2 separate regions of the Homo sapiens genome follow, and region 2 is linked to region 1. A link is a loop called in an ENCODE intact Hi-C map of the cell type or tissue named here. Cell type or tissue: mammary epithelial cell. All regions are shown on one strand. Each heading gives the region's core, and the rest is flanking DNA. Links, peaks and the distances in the headings are about the cores only. Region 1 has its middle 39 kb from the start of TAS1R2. Region 2 overlaps ARHGEF10L (Rho guanine nucleotide exchange factor 10 like).

Evidence for each region. Hi-C counts contacts between places; a loop is a spot of excess contacts. Peaks named below come from ENCODE experiments on the same cell type or tissue, not always from the same donor. Only the 100,000 strongest peaks of a DNase experiment are listed, where the experiment ranks them.
Region 2: it touches region 1 in a loop (5-fold over the local background); 3 of 110 quality-filtered maps call a loop at or near these places.

Annotation. Positions count from the first base shown.
Region 1 is chr1:18,817,893-18,823,213 of GRCh38, forward strand. No RefSeq gene overlaps it. Among named protein-coding and RNA genes, the nearest start is that of TAS1R2, 39 kb to the right of the region's middle. RefSeq lists enhancers at 1-114, 1,811-2,320, 2,321-2,830 and a silencer at 3,009-3,187. In mammary epithelial cell, for the core only: a CTCF peak has its summit at 3,066 (motif pointing left); no DNase peak of the experiment used is centred there.
Region 2 is chr1:17,650,609-17,655,976 of GRCh38, forward strand. It overlaps ARHGEF10L (Rho guanine nucleotide exchange factor 10 like), which reads left to right. Exons shown (of 29, transcript NM_018125.4): 23 at 4,028-4,114; 24 at 5,271-5,368. Among named protein-coding and RNA genes, the nearest start is that of LINC02810, 64 kb to the right of the region's middle. In mammary epithelial cell, for the core only: a CTCF peak has its summit at 3,345 (motif pointing right); no DNase peak of the experiment used is centred there.

The sequences.
Region 1 (5,321 bases), core at 1-5,000:
AGGGCCAATGGGGGCTGATGAAATGTTATGGACGGTGCTGAGCGATTATGCAGAGAGAATCGATTGCTCGGGCTGGTGCCTGCCTGGCACAGAGACACAAGCGCTGAAATGTCAGGCCTGTGATCTGAGAGTGCCACCCGGCAGCCGCTGAGCTAGACAGCCCCCACGGGTGCAGACCGAGCTGCGGGTGTGCAAAAAGAAATCCCAACGCCCCCCAGATGGAACTGTTGTCCTGGCAGGGCTGAGGCAGCAGGGATAGGGACGGGGCATCTCAGAAGGTTCTGGAGAGGAGGGGCCGGGTGGACCTGCTTTTCTCGGTTCTCGTGCATGCAGATAGCTCAGCTCCCAGAGACGCAGGCAGGAAGGGAGGGAGGCAGAAAGGCTGGGCCCCGTGCTAGAGAGATGCGTCTGCAGATACATTCTAAACATGCAAATCAGAGAAGGGAAGGGGCACTGGGAGACTTCCAAATGCCCACTCCCTGGGGCACAGTGTAGGGTGGAGGGAGGGCTGGAGGGAAGGCAGGTGGAGGGGGAGCTGAGGGAGGTGGGGGGGAGCTGAGGGAGATGGAGGAGGAGACCATGGGACCTCACGTGAGCCTGACCCCCTCCTGGCCATACCCCTGCCCCCAAAGCCACCTCTCTGCAGAACGGACTGGTTCCTGCCTCCCAGCCAAAGAAGGCTGGGTAGGCTGGAGCAACTCCCCAACACAAGCATCCTGAGCGCCTGCTATGTGTTACAGGCTTTCCCAGTTCTCAGGGATTCTACAGGGAGAAAACTGCCGTTAAGAGACTTCAGTGACTTGTGCCAGGCCATATGGGTCACTTAGTGATCAGCAAGATCACAACAGCTCTGACGATGTGACAGGCACTGCACAGAGCCCTCGCCTGCTCCATCCTGTTTCATCCTCACTGCTACCATCAGGTGCTCTAAGAAGCATCATTACCGTCATTTTACAGATGGGGAAACTGAGGCTCTCAGAGAAGCAACTTGACTGAAGTCATCCTGCCAATAACAGACCAGCTAGAATTCGAGCCCTGAGCTGGGATAGAGGGTCTATGCCTGGAGACCTCACTCCCAGGCTTCACAGTGGTAAAATAAGTCACCCCAGGCATAAGAAAATAAGCCGGGGAAAGAGCCTGCTTTAGGGTGGGGCCAAGGGGAAGGGAGAAACCAGGTAGAGGGCTTGCTCAACGGTACGGAGTTCAAATCACAGCTTCCCAGGCCCCCCGTGCCCTAAACGCACCGGCTCAGGGTGGCTTTTTTATAGAATCCCTGCCACATCCTGGTCTCCTTCTGCAGTCATTGGTCCCCATAGAGCATTCTCCACATTGCATCTGGTGATCTTTCAAGCACGAATCAGATCGGGTCCTCTCCTGCTTAAATTCTCTGGGTGACGTCCTGTTGCCCTGAGAATGAAATCCTGAGAGGCCCTGCCCCATCCAGCTCCTGCCCCCTCCCCATCCCTCTGTCCGGAAGATGCTTTCCCCAGAACCTGCTGCGGCTGCCCCTCCCCGACAGCCTCCCTCCCTGGCCACAAGCGGCCCCAGCCCCTGTCTGTCCAGTCGCCCCGGCCATTCTTCACAGCACTTACCTCACTTACTTCAGTCTCGGCGCTTCCCCGCTTCCCTTTATTGTGGGAATTTGGGCTTGTGCACTGGAGTTTGGGCTTCATGAGGGTGGAGAGCTGGCCTGTCCTGTTCCCCATGGCACCCCCCAGTGTCGCATAGTAGATGCCCAATAAACATTTGTTTAATGGGGAAGGGGCAGTGCCCAACAAGGTCTCTTGCATGCTGTCAGGGCATAGCATGCCTGGGCCGAGCCCGTTGCCTGGCAGATAGGGAAACTGAGGCTCTGAGGGGCTGACCCCACAGCTAAGGGCAGAGGCCAATGCTCTGAGGGAGCACTTAGCTCCCAAGCCAGGATTTTCCACTGCCCCAGGAGTCACGGGCTCCCTTCCCTCCTCTCATCCTTGCCACTCTCCCCTGCCTCTCCCCACCGGTGATCACCAGCACCACGTCTCTCCCTCCTGCCAGGCTGGCTTGAGGCAAAGGTGATTTGCTGACAGGGCCTGGGGCTGGACTTAGGTTCAACACCCAGCTCCGCCACCTCCTCGCTGACTGACCACAGGCAAGTTCCTCTACCTCCCCCAGCCTCAGTTTCCTCCTCTGTACTGTGGGGACGTCAAGGGTTGTTAGACGAGAGTGTGTGTGAGTGGAAAGGGCCCAGCAAGTGCCTGGTGCCGAGGACACTCATTTAACCCGTGATGAGAGTGGCAGTGCCATCTCCCCGCAGCTCGTGAGGACTGGCGCGCCCCTCCCCGATCCGGGCCAGGGTCTCTGCGCACTGGGTCCACCTGCTTCAGCCTTCACCCTCCTAACAAAGAGGTTGGTTGGTCTTTCCAGCCTGTCTACTCACACCCTCCCTACTACTCAAACCATTCATCATTCCTCCTGCTTCCTGTCCCATCAGCCCAGCCAAAAGGTTGTGATTACCACACAAGCACACGCACGTACCAAACACACGTGTGCACGCAAGCACAGATGCCTGTATGCACAGTCATAGACGCACACATCTCCCCACACACAGCCAAATAGTCGCCCAGAGGGACACGGCGTTGGGGTGCTTAACACGCACCCCCTCGCACACCCGCGTGCACACACGGGTCTCCGTGGGCACTGCGTACACACGAACCACAGACACTAGCACCTGTGTGCCTGCATTCACCCACACAAACCGCCCTGCTTTCGGCCCTTGCCTCTCTCCGACACCTGCAGCCTGGCAGACCCCGTGCCGTAGAGGTGACACAGAAACACACACTGGGTGAGTTAACAGTCGGGGCTGGCATTTGGCACCACACTCTGGATAGACGGGAACAGCCTGCACGCATGCACCTCCGTGTCTCTGCATCGTGTGTTTGTGTGTGTGTGTGTCTACCCAAGCGTCCAGCCTTGGGCCTGGAAGAGACGGGACTTCAAGCCCTGCCCAGCACTTCCAAGCACGGAGCCCCTGGCAGCGGCTCAGCCTCCCTTTGCACAGGAATGGGGCCAACAGCACCATCTGCTGTCAGCTTCTGGAAGTGCCCTGCAGAGAGCGCACACCTGGCTCTCGGATCAGCTTTCCAGAAGGACCTGGGCTGTGGCCGCTATCCTGACAACAAGCTGGGCCACAGGGACATCCCCAGTCCAGTGAACTAGAATGAGGCTGGTCTTCAGAACCACCGGGAAAATTTGTGTCCAAGTTAGGGACCACTCTCCTTGCGTGGATGGGGAAACAGGCCCAGAGGCAGGGAGTGACGGGGTCCATTGGTTGGCCCAGGGAAGAGGATCATAGCGATTTCATAGAGTTCTTGTTCTCCAGCTCCTCATTTTGGTTCATATCTTGACTGTGTTTCATGTTTTGACAGGCAGGGCACTGATTTAGGGGAGCCGCCCAGGAGGCAGGCAGGCTGGGGTGAAGTGATGGGATTCGCAGGTCCCCTGCCCACACCAGGCCTTGCCCTGGACAGGAAGGCCCGCTGCAGGAATCCTGTTCTCAGCCACACCGAGGTACACATACCTGACGCCCTGTGAGAAGGGCTGTGGACGGAGATAGGGAGGCCGAGGCAAGAAACAGCAAACGGAACGAGCGATGAGGAAGGCCAGGCCACAGGTGGATGGGGAGATGCTGAGGTCCTGCTGTGCTGGACTGAATGCAGATGGGAAGCAGCCTTAGCTTAGAGATGACCTGATCCAGATTGGGAGACTGAGGCCCAGGGAGGAGGGGTGACGGGCCCAAGGTCACTGGAGCCAACAGCCTGGCTAAGAATCGATCCAGGTCTTCTGGTTCCCAATCCAGAGCTCTTGCCTCTCGCGTGACTGGCTCCTTCCTTCCCCTGGGTTAAGAATTACTCTTTCCAGCGGAGCAGGGGCCGTCTTTTCACATCCCTGGCAAAAGTGGCTGAGATAAGCCCTTAAAGAGTCTGAGAAGCTCCCCCTCTTAGATCAAGAGGATCTAGGGAGCCTGGAGGCAGAGGAGACCTGGGGACTCTACCAGTTTCCTAAGTTCAACTCTAGGCCAACCCCTATTCCTGCCTCCCTTTTGTTAATGCATACATATCATGGACCGTTGGGGTTAAGAATTCACAATAATAGTAGTCATGATGCTATGGACTGAATGTTTATGTCCCCCAAAAATGCATCTGTTAAAATACTAATCCCTAATGTGATGGTATTGAGAGGCAGCGTCTTTGGGGGTGATTAGGTCATAAGAAGGGAGCCCTCACAAATGGGATTAGTGCCCTTCTTTTTTTTTTTTTTGAGACGGAGTATCGCTCTGTCACCCAGGCTGGAGTGCAGTGGTGCAATCTTGGCTCACTGCAAGCTCCGCCTCCCAGGTTCACGCCATTCTCCTGCCTCAGCCTCCCGATTAGCTGGGACTACAGGCGCCCACCACCATGCCCAGCTAATTTTTTGTATTTTTAGTAGAGACAGGGTTTCACCGTGTTAGTCAGGATGTTCTCCATCTCCTGACCTCGTGATCTGCTCACCTCGGCCTCCCAAAGTGCTGGGATTACCGGTGTGAGCCACCGCACCCGGCCCTTTTTTTTTTTTCTTTTCTTTTTTTTTTTTTTTTTTTTTTTTGAGACAGTATTTTGCTCTTGTTGCCCAGGCCGGAGTGCAATGGCACAATCTCGGCTCACCGCAACCTCCACCTCCCAGGTTCAAGCAATTCTCCTGCCTCAGACTCCTGAGTAGCTGGGATTACAGGCATGTGCCACCACACCTGGCTAATTTTGTATTTTTAGTAGAGACGGGGTTTCTCCATGTTGATCAGGCTGGTCTCAAACTTCTGACCTCAGGTGATCTGCCTGCCTCAGCCTCCCAAAGTGCTGGGATTACAGGCGTGAGCCACCAAGCCCGGCTGGGATTCGTGCCCTTCTAAAAGGGACCCCACAGCGTTCTCTCACCCTCTTTCCACCATGTTAGGATATAACAAGTCAGCAATCTGCAACCAGAGGAGGGCCCTCACCAGGACCCAACTATGCTTGCACCCTGAACTCAGACTTCCAGCCTCCAGAACTATGAGAAATAAAGGTCTGTTGTTTATAACCCACTCAGTTTATAATATTTTGTTATAGCATCTGAAGCTAAGACACATGATAATAGTAGCTACTGTGTGTTAAGTAGCCTGGAGACATCTCCCTGCAGTGATGGATTATTCTTATTTCATTTACAGCTAGGATAAGCCCAGGGAGGGGCAGTAGCTTACCCAACATCACAACACCCCAAGTGGCTGCAGCAGGATACACCCTGGGACACCAGCTTCAAGTCCAAGGCCCTCC
Region 2 (5,368 bases), core at 294-5,293, 1.2 Mb before region 1:
TGTAGTCCTAGCTACTGGAGAGGCTGAGGTGGAAAAAACACTTGAACCCGGGAAGCGGAGGTTGCAGTGAGCCGAAATCATGCCACTGCATTCCAGCCTGGGTGACAGAGTAAGACCCTGTCTCAAAAAAAAAAAAAAAAAAAAAAATGGACCTGGAGGGAGCAGCTCAGAGCTCAGCTCAGGGTCCTGCTGAGACGTGGCAAGACTTGATGTGGGCGGAGGCCAGGGCTGTGACTGGAGTAAGGCGCCTTTGCCTCAGGCACAAAATTTCAGCCGATGTCAAAAATCTCAATAATTAAGATAAATACTATTTTAATGCAGTGCGTAAATATAATCAAATCAGCAAATTTTTCCTTGTGGTTTGGCCGCTCTTTTTGTCTCTTGATACATAAAGGGCCAGGATTAGGGTGAGGCAAGTGAGCCAGGGTCGTGCAAGTGTAGGGTGAAGTTTTGTCTGTATTTAAACTTTTAAATAACTATTCAGTGTGGATTTTTTGCATTAATATTGATTTTTTTAAAGTTGCCTTACTCTCTCTCTATATATATACATTTTTGTGACTGAGTTTTTGGTGCCCTTTTAAATTTTGTACCCAAGCTAGGTGCCCCAGTCTATCACCCTAGTCCTGGCCCTGGTGGAGGCCGTCGGCAAGGGAGGTGGACACATTGGGGATGTGTTGGGGTGGGACAGGCTTAACTGGTGATAGATGGCGTATGCCAGATGGGGGGTTACCTGTGGGCCCTGGGGCCTTGGGCTGGAGGCAGCGACCATGGAGTAGGGAGTATCAGGGCCCACTGTGCCTGCGGCCAGCTTGGCCTTAGCGCATCCCTGCAGAAGGCTGGCCCTGGGTGACTTTATGGTGGGCGTTGGATTCTCCTGTCTCCCCCAGGGCCTTGGGTCTCTTGAGAGCACAGGATGCAGGCTGAGCCCTGACAGATCAGACCCCAGTGGTGGAGTCACAGAACTGGCCACTGCCTCCAAGGCCTCCCCAAAAGAAACCCCCATCCAGGTGGGGAGCCTCTGCCACCTCGAACCTGGGGAACCAGGGCCCACGAACCTCCTCAGTGCGAGCTCTCAGGGCCCAGGAATATGTAGGCCAGAAGCATCCTCAGTCCTGCTGGCCCCGGCTCACTGTCTCCTTAGGAGCGCCAGGGCTAGTGGAGGGAGGCGAGTGACTCTCTGTGGTAAGGGGCCTGTGGAGCTCCCAGAAGCCAGAGCAGAGCCTGCCTGGCTGCACTAGCTAGGCCTCAAATCGCTGTCCCCCTCTGCCCACACCCTACCCCACCCCACCACCAGTCCAGACAAATGTGCCCCATCAGCTGTGTGCTGGCAGCCTGATGAAATAGGGCCTGGGAGTACCAAGGCCCTGTCCAATTACTGCAGAAGCAGATGTGACTGTGTGAACCTCTGCCCAGGCCCCCTTCCAGCTCACCACGTTTCCAGGTGGTCCTGGGGCAGGGGGTGACTCCAGCTCTGGCTGGCCTCATGGCGAGCAGTGGCCCAGACTATTTGTCTAGGGAGGGCTTGGGCTGGGCAGAGGGAGTTGCTGGCCACAGTGTAGACAGGGTCGGCACTCTGTACCAGTGGATGAGGATGTGTTGGGTTCTTTCCTTCAAGGGATCAGGGGTGTTGGGGCAGGAGGCAGGAGTAGGTCTCTTGTCTGTGCTGACAGTGGCCCCTGCCCACGCTGGGCCACACCAAGGCCTTCTGACTCAAGGGAATCAGTTGGGAGTGTGAAGGAGCATCAGCAGGGGCCACCTGCCTTGGATTGAGTCCCAACAGTGTGACATCAGGAATGCTGCCTCAGCTCATGGTATCTTAAACTAGGGTGGTCACAGCACCTTCCTGACTGGGTCACCTTGAGGATTAAAGGATATGATTTGGGTCAAGTGCTTAGCCAGTTGCATGGGGTGCGCTCAGGGGTCAAGAAACAGAAGCAAACACCTGAGGACACCCTGGTCCCCAGGAAGGTGAGGACACCGGAGTCTATTCTGTGGCATTTCTGAACGCCTGACTACTACGGTGTCGAAGGTTCTTCTTGGACCCCTGGCTCCATCCAAGGGGGAATGCTGTCTCTGGAGGGGTGGCAGGAGGGCAGGGAGGGTTCAGCGCAAACCCATTTCCCTGATGGTCAGTCTCAGAGCCCACCTGGGGACAGGGCCTTGGGGATGGGGCTGGGGGTGCTGCCTGCTCTGAGATGCTTTAAAACTCGAGCACCTTGGGAGCCTAAGGGGTGTAGCCCAGACCCACAGGGGGTCTGTGGCCAGGCTTGCTTAGGCCAAAGCTCACAAGCTCATTGGGCTGTGTCTTGACCTTCACCAACCTCAGCCAGAACTGCTGTTGGCCGTGTACCCTGTCTCCTGCTCATCCTTGATGGCTCTGCCCTCATAGCCTTGCTCTGATGATGAAATGAGCTAAGGTGTGTGAAGTGCTAGAATATCCCATGAGAGGCCCTTGGTAAGCCTTAGTAGCTGCAGGGTACTGGGTACCTGGCCCTGGGCCGGGTGCTTTACACTTTCCCTCTCCAGTCCCCACGGCCATCCTGAGAGATTTCAGGGTCTCTGCTCTGTAGGTGAGGACCTGATTTGTTCAGTACCATCCAGATGGTAACCACTGAGCTGGGGCTGGAGCCGTGTTGGCTGTACCTAAAGCTGCTTCCCTTCACAGCTTCGTGCTCCCCTCCTCTCTTCTGCATAGGGTGCCTTGACTTCCCAGTTTCCTGGCACAGGCAAGACATTTAGGGGCTAGGGCCTTGCCTGTGAAGGAGAGGAGCCATTTGAGTATTTTCCACCATCTTCGACCCGGCTCTGTTGACTCAGCTGACATCAGGGCCCACTGGAGTTGCCATGGAAATGCCTCAGCAGGGGCTGCCGTGGCCTCGTCTCCACCAAGGGAGCAGAGAGAGCATCAGCCCAGCAGAAAGGGCATGCACCCTCAACTAGATGCTGCCACCAGGAAGCAGAGAAGACAGGGAGCCCAGAGGCCGGGCTTAGCGAAGCCCCCTGCTCTGAATGTGAGGACACACTTTTTCAGCAGGCAGAACTGGGGCCCCAGAGTGCCAAGGCCTCTGGTGTGCAGCCAGGCTTCTGGGGTAAAATTCAACCAGAATAGAAAGAGCCCTGAACCAGATGTTGAAGGTTTGAATTCTAGCCCTCACTCTGCCACTAACATGCTGTGTGACATTGAGCCAGGCACGCCTCCCTCTGACCTTCAAGTTGGCATCTGCGCAATGAGGAGGCTGGATGAGGTGACCTCTTAGGGCCCTCGCCCATGGCCATTAGAAATTTTGTTAGAATATTCTAACAATGGGTCCAGGGACGGCTGGGGCCTTTAGCACCAGCAGAGGGCAGCAGCTGCCTGGAAAAGGGCCCAGTGGTCGGCTGCATCCTCCTTCCAGCCAAGAGCAGTCTCTACTCTGTCTTCTCCTTCAGTGTGGCCCATGAGTGGGCCAGGCCATTTCCTAGAATTGCTGTCCTGGCCAGAGAGAGGGACTGACCAGGTCTAGCTCAGGAGACAGGCCTCAGAGAGAGGCCACCCAACATGGGGTCTGTGGCAGCTGATTCAGGGGGGAGCAGGCGGAAGGTGGTTACTGGTGACAGCGGTGACAGGCTGAGCCCTGGTTTCTGTGCGTGGCCCTCACAAGCCGCCCAGCCCTGCCACTCACCTCCTCTGTGGTCTAGGGTAGTCACCTGCCCTCTGTGACCCTCATTTCCCTGTTTGTAAAATAAGGAGGGGTGGGTGGCTTTCAAGAAATCTTATCTGAAAGCTGCTCACTTTCAGAGACCCTGGGCTGATACAGAGCCTCTTGCAGGCCTCTTCTAGCCGGAAGGTTCTAGGAAAGGAAGAACAAATGTGAGCGTGTAGGAACTGCCTGGAGAAGCAGGCACTCGTGAAGCATGTTGCTTTCCTGGCCCCCACCCACAGGGATTCTAATCCAGGGAGAGTTGGATGGGGCCCAGGAATCTGCCAAATATTGGCATCTGGGCACCTTGATGATTAACCTCACATGTACCGTCTCTGTCTCTGCAGCTTGGGGCCCTGGTCCACAGTCCTGTCAACTGTCCCCTGCTGGGTTTCTCAGCAGTCAGCACCTCCCTTCCACAGGGCTACCTCTGGGTGAGTCACCCCCCTGCCCAGCTGGGCATTCTGGCCTCAGGACAGGAGTAGGGAGAGCGGCACCTGGGAGGGGGTGCTGGAGACAGCAGCTGCCTGCCTCATCTCATGCAGCTTCATCCACCAAGGTCTTCCTGGGCACCTCTGGTGCCAGGCACTGCATTTGGAGTTGGGAGGTGCAACCTCATCTGGGGCAACAGAAAACCAGGGAGCTAAAAAGAGAGTGTGCCTTTTGCAAATGGTGACAGGGCTGAGAAGGAAGTGAAAGGGGGAGCTGTGCAGAGGACCTGGGTCTCAGGATCTTCACCCCTGGAGTCAGGAGGCAGGGCTGGCTAGTGCCCTACTCATGCAGACATTCCAGCCCACCTTTCTATCCTTGGGCTTCCTGGCAAAGCCTCCCTTGATTCAAGTGAGGTACCCTCCACTATGTTCCTTGTGCTGCAAATTGTGCCCTGTCATTGCTGCTTCCCTTCTGAGAGTGATTTGTTCCTCATCATTTCCCATGATCTAGCACATGGTATATCCATCCATCCATCATCCATCCATCTATCCACCCACCTATCCATCTATCCATCCACCCACCCACCTACCTATCCATTTATCCATCCAACAAGAATATATATTTAATCCATCCATTTATTTATCTGTCCATCCATCCACCCACCCACCCATCCATTCATTCACCGATACATCCTTCCATCTATCTGTCTATCATCTGTCCATCCATCCATCCATCCATCCATCCATCCATCCATCCATCTATCCATCCATCCATCCAACAAGAATATATTGAGTATGTATCTATCATATGCTAGACACAGAGGTAAAACAATGGTCAACACAGAGAAGGGCATTTTAAAGGGATGGAGTAGATGTTTACTTTATATTGGTTGAAATGCACCCTGCAGAGGAGGAAATAGAAAGCTGACTGAGTATTTAGTCCACCTTAGCTCCTTACCTGATTTCCTGTGGGCCCTGAAGCTTATTTGTTGCCATGGCAGCTGGGGATAAATGACCTTTGTGAAGGCAGGATGTGTGTGGGCAGGAGAAGGGATGCTTCTCTCAGGGGATGGGGTCCTTGGGAAAGCAGGGGCTGAGGTCCTCCTCTGCTCCCTCCTGTGGTTCCCACCTGATGGCCTCTCTGGGTCTCTGCTCCCAGGTCGGGGGCGGACAGGAAGGCGCAGGGGGCCAGGTGGAAATCTTTTCCTTGAACCGGCCCTCGCCCCGCACCGTCAAGTCCTTCCCACTGGCAGCCCC